Linked DNA regions of Homo sapiens: region 1 is linked to region 2. Evidence: read pairs that join two places in POLR2A ChIA-PET (ENCODE). Cell type or tissue: GM12878. All regions are shown on one strand. Each heading gives the region's core, and the rest is flanking DNA. Links, peaks and the distances in the headings are about the cores only.

Region 1 (5,381 bases), core at 214-5,213, 120 kb after region 2:
CATTGTGCTGGCATTCTCAACACATAGTTTTCATCTCATGGTCTAAGATGGCTGCTCTGTCTGTCAGTCTTTAGAGATGGGGTCTTGCTCTGTCACCCAGGCTAGAATACAGCGGCACAATCATAACTCACTGCAGCCTCAAACTCCTAGGCTCAAACCATCATCATTGCACAAACAGCAAAGCAATGCATTCAAAGATCTAAATGGAAAGCATTTCCAGGGAGGCTCTCTTCTTAGCCAAACTAACAATCAAATAGGAGGGTAAAATAAAACCGTCTTCACCAAAACCAGCCTCCTGGGTAGCTGGGACTACAGGTATGTGCCACCACCCCTGGCTAATTTTTATTTTGTAAAGATGGGGTCTCTCTTTGTTGCCCAGGATGGTCCCGAACTCCTGGGCTCAAGTGATCCTCCTGCCTCAGTCTCCCAAAGTGCTGGGATTACAGGCGTGAGCCACTGTGCCCAGCTGCTGCTCCCAATCCTGTCACAATATCCACATGGCAGTCAGTGAGAAGACAGAAGAGAAAAAAGAAGGCCATTTTTTCTTTCATATAAGGACAGAATCCCAGAGTTGTCCATATTACTTCTGCTCACACCCCATTGGGCAGAACATAGTCGCATGACCATAGCTATTTGCAAGGGAGGATGGGAAATGTAGTCTTCAGCTGGCTTTAGTTGGGCCTAGATGTGCTCAGCTAAAGCTCAGGATTTCTTTTAAAAAAGGAAGAAGGGGCCGGGTGCAGTGGCTCACACCTGTAATCCCAGCACTTTGGGAGGCCGAAGCTGGTGGATCACCTGAGGTCAGAAGTTCGAGACCAGCCTGGCCAACATGGTGAAACCCCGTCTCTACTGAAAATACAAAAAATTGGCTGGGTGTGGTGGTGCACACCTGTAATCCCAGCTACTAGGGAGGCTGAGGAAGAAGAATCGCTTGAACTGAGGAGGCAGAGGTTGCAGTGAGCCAAGATCGTGCCACTGCACTCCAGCCTGGGTGACAGAGCAAGAATCCGTCTCAAAAAAAAAAAAGGAAGAAGGGGAGAATGAATATTGGGAGACAATCAGTGATCTTTGCTACAAAACAGAGCACACACACACACACACACACACACACACACACACATATATTTGAGATGGAGTCCTGCTCTGTCGCCCAGGTTGGAGTGCAGTGGCACAACCATGACTCATTGCAACCTCCTCCTCCAGGATTCAAGCGATTCTCCTGCCTCAGCTTCCTGAGTAGCTGGGACTACAGCTGCTCGCCACCAGGCCCGGCTAATTTTTGTATTTTTAATAGAGAGAGGGTTTTGTCACGTCGGCCAGGCTCGTCTTGAACTCCTGACCTCAAGTGATCCACCCACCTCGGCCTCCCAAAGTGCTGGGATTACAGGCATGAGCCACTGCACCTGGCCAGATACACATATATATTTTAAAATCTTTTATTTCCAGAAACAATCTATACATATTTAGTGTCTCTGACTAATGGAGAGTCAAAGATCACCAGAGGTTTGAGGAAAGCCTGCAGAGGAAGATCAAAATGAACAAACAAATAAAAATGAATTCAGACAAAACAAAAGGTGACAATGTAAAAAGTAGAAAAAAAGTAAAAACAGAAGTAACCTAAAATTAATATCACATCCATGAAATGAGTACAGAATGCTATTCAAAAAAGAAATTTTAGGGAAACACAGAGAGTTCTTATTAATCCTTTTTTTTTTTTTTTTTTGAGACAGGGTCTTGCTCTGTCACCCAGGCTGGAGTGCAGTGACAGAATTACAGCTCACTGCAACCTCAACCTCCCAGACTCAAGGGATCCTCCCACCTCAGACTCCTGAGTTGCTGTGACTACAGTCACATACCACCATGGCAGACTAACTTTTTTTTTTTTCCATAGAGATGAAGTCTCACTACCTTGCTCAGCCTTAATCTTTTCAATTGAAAGATAATGGTAGAGGCTGGGCACGGTGGCTTGCTCTTGTAATCCCAGCACTTCGGGAGGCCGAGGTGGGAGGATCACTTGAGGTCAGGAGTTCGAGATCAGCCTGGCCAGCATGGTGAAACCCTGTCTCTACTAAAAATACAAAAAAATTAGCTGGGCGTGGTAGCAGGCACCTGTAATCCCAGCTACTATGGAGGCTGAGGCAGGAGAATTGCTTGAACTCGGGAGGCAGAGGTTGCAGTGAGCTGAGATGGCACCATTGCACTACAGCCTGGGCGAGAAGAGTGAAACTCCATCTCAAAAAAAAAAAAAAAGATAATGGTAGAAATAAAAGTTTAACAGAAGGATTGGAAAATGAAGCTGAGAAAATATATCAGGAAATAGGAAAATAACAAAAGACAAGTAAATAGAAAATAGGAGACAAAAGATAAGAAAATTAGAAGAGCAATCTAGGAGGCCCATTAACTAACAAAAGTTCCAGAAAGATGCCAGGTGCTGTGACTCATGCCTGTAATCCCAGCACTTTCAGAGGCTGAGGAGGGTGAATCGCATGAGCCCAGGAGTTTGAGACCAGCCTGGGCAACATGGTGAAACCCTGTCTCCACTAAAAATACAAAAAAAGTTAGCCAGGCATGGTGGTGCGTGCCTGTAATCCCAGGTACTCAGGAGGCTGAGGCAGGAGAACCGCTTGAACCCAAGAGGCAGAGGTTGCAGTGAGCTGAGATTGCGCCACTGCACTCCAGCCTAGGTGACAGAGCAAGACTCCATCTCAAAAACAAAAAACAATAAACCAAAAAAAAAAAAACCAAAAACAAACAAACAAAAAAACAGGTCACCTACAAAGGAAAAGGAAACCGAATGTGAGTGGCCTTCTCAGTAGCAACACTGAAAGTGAGAAAACAGTGACCCAATGCATTCAAAGATCTAAATGAAAAGCATTTCCAGAGAAGCCCTACTCTTAGCCAAGCTAATAATCAAACAGGAGGGTAAAATAAAACCATCTTCACACACAGTCTCAGAGATTTTATCTTTCACGTACCCTTTTTCTCTCCAGGAAACTATTGGAGAATGTACTCCACCAAAGTGAAGGTGTACACATGGCAAGACGACAACCTGGGATCCGGGAAGCGGAGGTGAGAACACAGGAGGCGGAGGGAAGCTTGGGGTGATGGTGAGGGGGACTGCACCACAGCAGTGCTGCAGGCTGGGGAACAGCCCAGGATGCAGCCAGAGGGCACAGCGCTCCAGAAAAGAAGCTTCCCCCAAAACCAGTCATTCATAGATTCAGTCATATGTTTCATAGCTCTGTCGGAGTTTGGGAAAGGATGAATAATGGCTTGAGAGAAATCTAAGCAAATCAATAACAGAGGCAATTTTTAACTCCAAAAAGAAATTTGTACCAAAATAGAACTATGCTACACTATGTGAACGCTTAATATTGCCAAGCACAGTGGCTCATACCTGTAATCCCAGCACTTTGGGAGGCCGAGGCGGGAGGATCCCTTGAGCCCAGGGGTTCGAGACCAGCCTGGGCAACATGGTAAGACTTCATCACTACAAAAACTGAAGAAACTTAGCCAGGTGTGGTGGTGCGTGCCTGTAGTCCCAGCTACTTAGGAGGCTGAGGTGGGAGGATTGCTTGAGCCCAGAAGGTCGGAGCTGCAGTGAGCCAAGATCATGCCACTGTACTACAGCCTGGGTGACAGAGTGAGACCCTGTCTCAAAATAATAACAATAATAATTTAAAAACCACTTAATATTGATTTACCAAGAATGATCACATAACTACATTGAAAGAATGAGGTCAGGGAAAATTATATTTTTGTTGGGGCATAAAATGGCCAAATCATCATTTTCTATGGTAGAAAATGAACAGTTAACTATCTAAAATTTTAAAATATCATAAAACAGCAGGATTAACTTCATTTAAAGTAGGACTTGGGGGCCATGTATGGTGGCTCATCCCTGTAATCCCAGCACTTTGGGAGGCTGAGTTTGGGGGATCACTTGAGCCCAGGAATTCAAGACTAGCCTGAGCAACATAGGAAGACCTTGTCTCTACTAAAATTAAAAAAAAAAAACAACAAGCCAGGGATGGTGCCACGCACCTGTAGTCCCAGCTACTGAGGAGGCGCTGAGGTGAGAGTGTCTGAGGCTGCAGTGAGCCCTGATCTTTCCATTCACTGCACTCCAGCCTGGGTAACAGAGCAAGAGACCCTGTCTCAAAAAAAAAAAAAAAAAAAAAAAAAGGACTTGAGAAATCTTTTTACGATTGTAAGCCTATAAATTTCACTTCTTAAATAATTCACATTTTTTGATTAGAAAATTATCCCAGCTTCTCAGGAAACTGAGGCAGGAGGATGGCTTGAGCCCACGAGTTCAGGTCCAGCCTGGGCAACACAGTGAGACCCTGTCTCTAAAAAAAAAAAACCAAATGTAATATGATTAAGTTAATCAAATAAGAACAGAAGTAGAATGAATATACTCCAAATCAGATTCCAGAAACATGGAACCAGAGTGCAGCTATGACAGGTGCCTATGCTGGTGAATTGGTGGACAGATAATGGTAGATTTAGCTTAATACTCATCTCATCTCTATATATATATATATATATTTGTTTTTGTGAGACGGAGTCTCCCTCTGTCACCCAGGCTGGAGTGCAGTGGCGCGATCTCGGCTCACTGCAAGCTCCGCCTCTCGGGCTCACGCCATTCTCCTGCCTCTGCCTCCCGAGTAGCTGGGACTACAGGTGCCCGCCACCACCACGCCCCGCTAATTTTTTTTGTATTTTTAGTAGAGACGGGGTTTCACCGTGTTAGCCAGGATGGTCTCGATCTCCTGACCTCATGATCTGCCCGCCTTGGCCTCCCAAAGTGCTGGGATTACAGGCACGACCACCGCACCCAGCCTTTCATCTCAATATCTTTCTACAGTCCTCCCTACATTGCACAAGCTGAAAGGTCGAATCTACATTTCCTAGATGACCTTGTGGCAGGGATTTTGGACACAATTTTGGTTTTTCCAATCATTTCCTCTCATGAGATGTATAAGGTGGAGGTGAAGTGAAGTCTGTGTGTGCTATTTATGCTGGGGAGTGCTGTGGTGGAGGTGTTTGATTTTTTTTTTTTTTTTTTGAGACGGAGTCTCGCTTCGTCGCCCAGGCTGGAGTGCAGTCGGGTGATCTTGGCTCACAGCAACCTCTGCTCCTGGGTTCAAGCAATTCTCCTGTCTCAGCCTCCTGAGTAGCTGGGACTATAGGCGCCTGCCACCACGCCCTGCTAATTTTTATATTTTTAGTAGAGACCGGGTTTCACCTTGTTGGTCAGACTGGTCTCAAACTCCTGACCTCAGGTGATCCACCCACACCTCGGCCTCCCAAAGTGCTGGGATTACAGGTGTGAGCCACTGAGCCTGGCCTTTTTTTTTTTTTTTTTTTTTTTTTTT
Region 2 (5,381 bases), core at 188-5,187:
AGAAAGGGTTTAGTGGTGAAATAAGCTTCAGAAATACTGAGTTAAACCAAGCCAAATATTATTCAAGTGGCAAATTATTTGGAATCTTTGTCATAGACTTGTAAATTCTGAGTCTCCAAGGCAAAGGATAGTGTATGCAATATTCCTCAAACCTACTTTATCAATAGTGTTCCAGGTTTTTTTTTTTTTTCTGGTTTGCGAACACTTTTTTTTCTATCAGTTACGGATTTGAGGGACTATTTTTTCTTTCTTTTACTTTATTTTTTATTTTTGGACTCTAAGACTTTCTTCAGAGACTATTTCAAATAAGAATTTGGGAGATGTTCATGGTCACTTCTCAGCTATTTTGTGTTTTATGATAGTTAGTTTACATTCTCCGTTGAGTTATCCTGTTCTTGGCTTATAGAGCTTAAATTAAAGCCATAATTGTACTAATTGGATAGGTATAATTGCTCAGTGATCTTTAAGGCATTGCAAAGGACGGGAGTGTGGTTTTTAAAAATGAGGGGTGCAAATGTACTAATTATTAAAAAGGAAAAGATAAATATGACAAATTCTGGTCTAGTAAACTAGTTTCTGGCCAAACATTGGACCAGAAAAATTCCAGAGCACATTGTCAGATGCATAACTTATGAACACTTAGCGAGAAAAGTGATGCTTGGGAGCCAACATGGGCTCCCTAAAAAAAGCCCTGTCACATTAACATCATTTCCTTTTGGACAGGGTCACCAGATTGGTGAATCAGAGAAAAACACACGCCTGGCAATTTTTTGTATTTTTAGTAGAGACGGGGTTTCACCGTGTTAACCAGGATAGTCTTGATCTCCTGACCTGGTGATCCACCCGCCTCAGCCTCCCAGTGCTGGGATTAGAGGCGTGAGCCACCGTGCCCGGCCGGGGTTTGTTTTTGGTTGATGAAAGTGTTCTGGAATTAGATAGTGATGACGGTTGTACAACATTGTGAATATTCTAAAAGCAACTGAATTGTATATTTTAAATGAGTTTACGTTACGAATCGTATCTCAGCAAAAAGAGCTGCAGATTTTTAGTTCAGAGAAAGCACTTTTAGGGCATGTTATTTGTAAACATTTTTATTGGGACTTACTAGGGCGTCAGTGATGTGTCAGTGAAGTTAGGATTTTACTTGTTTCTAGAGAGATAGTTAATATATTGTAAGGCACATTTTGCTTTCAATGTACCGTGAATCTAATAATGAAATTCAATAGTAATAAGTGTGATGTCCTACATTGGAGTTCAAAAAGTGTATAGGATAAGGGAGAGAAGTAGCGTTAGTGGGAATAACGTTGGTGGGAAACGAAAACAAAATGAAAGAAACCTGAGAAGTTCATTAACTCATTAGTAGATATATGGTATATGCAGCCAAGGAAAAGATGGTTCCACTGTCCTCTGGACTAATCAGAGGCTTCCTGAAATTGGTGTTTAGTTCTGGAGGCCATACTTTAAGATGGATCTCGTAGTCTAGAGCAAGGATGTTAGATTTGTGGTAGGTTATTTTACACCCACAGCAAGCACTGCTGATAGATCAGAATCCTTTTCAACGTAGAAGCTGAGGAACCACTCCCAATCAGTGGGTGTTGGTTGTCCATTAGTTGAGACTTAGTTGTTGCTCTGGGATGAGAGCGTGTTCGATGAGTATGACCAGGATGATAAAGGGTCTACCAATTATGATCTATGAAGAATAATTGGGAATACTGAGGCTATATAAAATGGAAACAAGATTTAGAAGAAATATAAAATCAGAATCTCAGAAGCTCAACCTTTCATCTAGTTTAGGAATTCAGTCAACTGTTATATTAACATTTTACCTACTTTACTAAAAAATTCCTGAGAGATGGGAGGGGAGTTCATTTTGTCAGATGTGGTGCCAGGGGAACAGAACTAGACAATGGAAATCTGCTTAATAGGAGGATAGTTTCTTATATAACAATAAGAAATTTCCAAACGGTGTCTGAGCTGCTTTGGGAAAACCCGTGTTGCAGATTTTCAGGTTTAGACTGTGTAACAGTTTAATGGAAGATTGTTATGTTCTAACCTAAGTATTTTCTCGTTATTTAAAAACAATTTTTATTTCATTTCCTGTGTTATTAAAAACTATTTTTATTTTGAATGACTTGATACTATTCCATTGCTCATTTTTTCTAACATGGCTAAGAAGTTGGGAAAATTCCTCCAATAAAATAATTACTTTAAAGCAAGTAAAACACGTTTTTAGCTCCTCCATTGTTCAGGACACTCTGGGAGAACTGAAGAAGATGCGAAAGTATAAAACAGTCCTGCCCTTAGGAGCTTACGGATTAATTGAAGACAGGGCATAAACATTTGAAAAGTTACCCAACATCAGAGAATGAGAGGTCTCAGTGTCACAAGGCAATATGTAATTGCTGAGGAAATGATGCAAATAGTTAATGTGTGAGAGTTTAGACAGGGAAAGATTATTTTATGGCTGGGTTTTTCAGGATAAGCTGACATTGTATGGTCAGGCGTTTCCCTTTCAAGGGAAAGCATAACACTATGTATACTTGTCTTGTTCTCTGTGCTCCTTTAGAGTTGAAGCTCTTTCCACTTCCTGGTACCCAATGGCACCTCTCACCACAGTGCTTTTTACAAAGTAGGTGCTTGGGGATATTGTTAAGTTGAATGAGTACAGAGTTGTGTGGTATGTGGGGGTTGTGGTAGGAAAAAGAATTTCAGTGTTATGGTGATAAGAGCTTGGGGTAATTTTCTGTTTTGGTTTTTGTTTTTCTTTTATTATTTGGTTATAATTGAGACCAGGAGTAATACGGTCCCTAAGCAAGAGAGAAAGAGCAGTGTGTGTCTTTCAGTAGAGTCTTTCTAATTTATTCAAAGATAAATTAGAAAAGGATTCTACCCTTATGTACATAAATAACTATTAGGCGATAAAGAGATATAAAGTGCCATAAGAAAGTTTAGAGGAAGTTTGGAACGAGAAGAGATTATTTCTGATGGTAGGTCATGAAAAGGTTCGTGGAGGAGAGGTGACTTTTGAAGGTAACATTTGAATTGGCAGGGATGGGTGGGGCTGATCACCTAAAAGTTATACTAAACCTTGTATTCTTTGTGGGCATCCCTGTCTCTACCTTCCTGCATCGTGGCTTGATGACATCTATTTTCTCTCAAAACTTCTTCACATTTTGGCCCTAACAAATTTACCCCATCTCATTTAACATGCTATCACTTAAAAAATTAATTAATTAATTTTTAGAGAAAGGGTCTTGCTCTCTTGCCCAGGTTGGAGTGCAGGGGTGCAATCATAGCTCATGGCAGCCGGGAACTCTTGGGCTCCAGCCATCCCCAGACCTCAGCCTTGTGAGTAGCTGGGACTGCAGATGCATGCCACCATGCTGGCTTAACATGCCATCTTGACCTCTTTCCCTGTAGCAGTGGGAAAAACGTATTTTTCTCCTAACACTTAACCTTCTATGTGTGATCTAGATCCTATCCCTTCTTGTCTTCTAGGGTTCTTATTCCAATATTATTTTCCCAACTATAACTTGCACTTTTTTTCCTGCTGCTTCTTTCTCTTTAGCACATGAACATCCTCACCCATTCAAGATACACTTCCTTACTCCTAGATACCCTGATTGTTTTCCCCTCTTTGTTCTTTCAAGGAAAATTTCCTATATTCACTTTTTTTTTTTTTTTTTTTTTAGATAAGGTCTGGCTCTATCACTCAGGCTGGAGTGCAGTGGCACGATCTCGGTTCATTGCAACCTCCACCTCCCGGCTTCAAGCGATTCTCCTGCCTCAGCCTCCTGAGTAGCTGAGATTATGGGTGCCCGCCACAACAGCCAGCTAATTTTTGTATTTTTAGTAGAGATGGGGTCTTACCATGTTGGCCAGGCTGGTCTCGAACTCCTGACCTCAAATGATCCACCCGCCTTGGCCTCCCAAAGTGCTGGGATTACAGACGTGAGCCACTGCGCCAGGCCTTAATTTTTACATTTTTTTGTAGAAACGGGTTTCACTGGGTTGCCCAGCCTGGCCTCGAACTTACGAACTCAAGTGTTCTACTCACCTTGGCTTCCCAAAATGCTGGGATTGCAAGTGTGAGCCACTGTGCCCTGCCCCTATATTCACTTCCTTAACTTAACTCATTTGGATGTAATTCCTGTGCCTTCCTTTTCCCCATTGAAATTTCTCTTGCTTAGTTCCACCAACAGTGTAAAAGTGTTCCTATTTCTCCACATCCTCTCCAGCACCTGTTGTTTCCTGACTTTTTAATGAGCGACATTCTAACTGGTGTGAGATGGCATCTCATTGTGGTTTTGATTTGCATTTCTCTGATGACCAGTGATGATGAGCATTTTTTCATGTGTCTGTTGGCTGCATAAATGTCTTCTTTTGAGAAGTGTCTGTTCATATCCTTTGCCCACTTTTTGATAGGGTTGTTTGTTTTTTTCTTGTAAATTTATTTGAGTTCTTTGTAGGTTCTGGATATTAGCCCTTTGTCAGATGAGCAGATTGCAAAAATTTTCTCCCATTCTGTAGGTTGCCTGTTCACTGTGATGGTAGTTTCTTTTGCTGTGCAGAAGCTCTAGTTTAATTAGATCCCATTTCTCAATTTTGGCTTTTGTTGCCGTTGCTTTTGGTGTTTTAGACATGAAGTCCTTGCCCATGCCTATGTCCTGAATGGTATTTCCTAGTTCAACCATTGTGGAAGACAGTGTGGCAATTCCTCAAGGATCTAGAACTAGAAATACCATTTGACCCAGCCATCCCATTACTGGGTATGTACCCAAAGGATTATAAATCATGCTGCTATAAAGACACATGCGCACGTATGTTTACTGCGGCACTATTCATGATAGCAAACACTTGGAACCAACCCAAATGTCCATCAGTGATAGACTGGATTAAGAAAATGTGGCACATATACACCATGGAATACTATGAAGCCATAAAAAAGGATGAGTTCATGTCCTTTGTAGGGACATGGATGAAGCTGGAAACTATCATTCTCAGCAAACTATCACAAGGACAGAAAACCAAACACCGCATGTTCTCACTCATAGGTGGGAATTGAACAATGAAAACACATGGACACAGGGTGGGGAACATCACACACTGGGGCCTGTTGTGGGGTAGGGGGAGGGGAGAGGGGGGAGGGACAGCATTAGGAGATATACCTAATGCTAAATGATGAGTTAATGGGTGCAGCACACCAACATGGCACGTGTATACATATGTAACAAACCTGCATGTTGTGCACATGTACCCTAGAACTTAAAGTATAATAAAAAAAAAAAAAAAGAAAAAACATTCCCAAGATCCCCTCAAAAAAAAGAAAAAGAAAAAGAAATTTCTCTTGCTCATATCACCAATGGCCTAATTGCTATGTC

What was found. Peaks named below come from ENCODE experiments on the same cell type or tissue, not always from the same donor. Only the 100,000 strongest peaks of a DNase experiment are listed, where the experiment ranks them.
Region 1: POLR2A ChIA-PET joins it to region 2 with 7 read pairs; 5 of 35 experiments call an interaction of 5 or more read pairs at or near these places.

What each region holds. Positions count from the first base shown.
Region 1 is chr15:90,521,766-90,527,146 of GRCh38, forward strand. No RefSeq gene overlaps it. Among named protein-coding and RNA genes, the nearest start is that of CRTC3, 5.5 kb to the right of the region's middle. In GM12878, for the core only: no CTCF peak of the experiment used is centred there; DNase peaks (open chromatin) are centred at 616 and 2,836; H3K27ac peaks cover 1,011 bases.
Region 2 is chr15:90,405,567-90,410,947 of GRCh38, forward strand. The region is part of intron 2 of IQGAP1 (IQ motif containing GTPase activating protein 1); the gene reads left to right. Among named protein-coding and RNA genes, the nearest start is that of IQGAP1, 20 kb to the left of the region's middle. RefSeq lists a silencer at 2,500-2,549. In GM12878, for the core only: no CTCF peak of the experiment used is centred there; a DNase peak (open chromatin) is centred at 2,656; H3K27ac peaks cover 477 bases.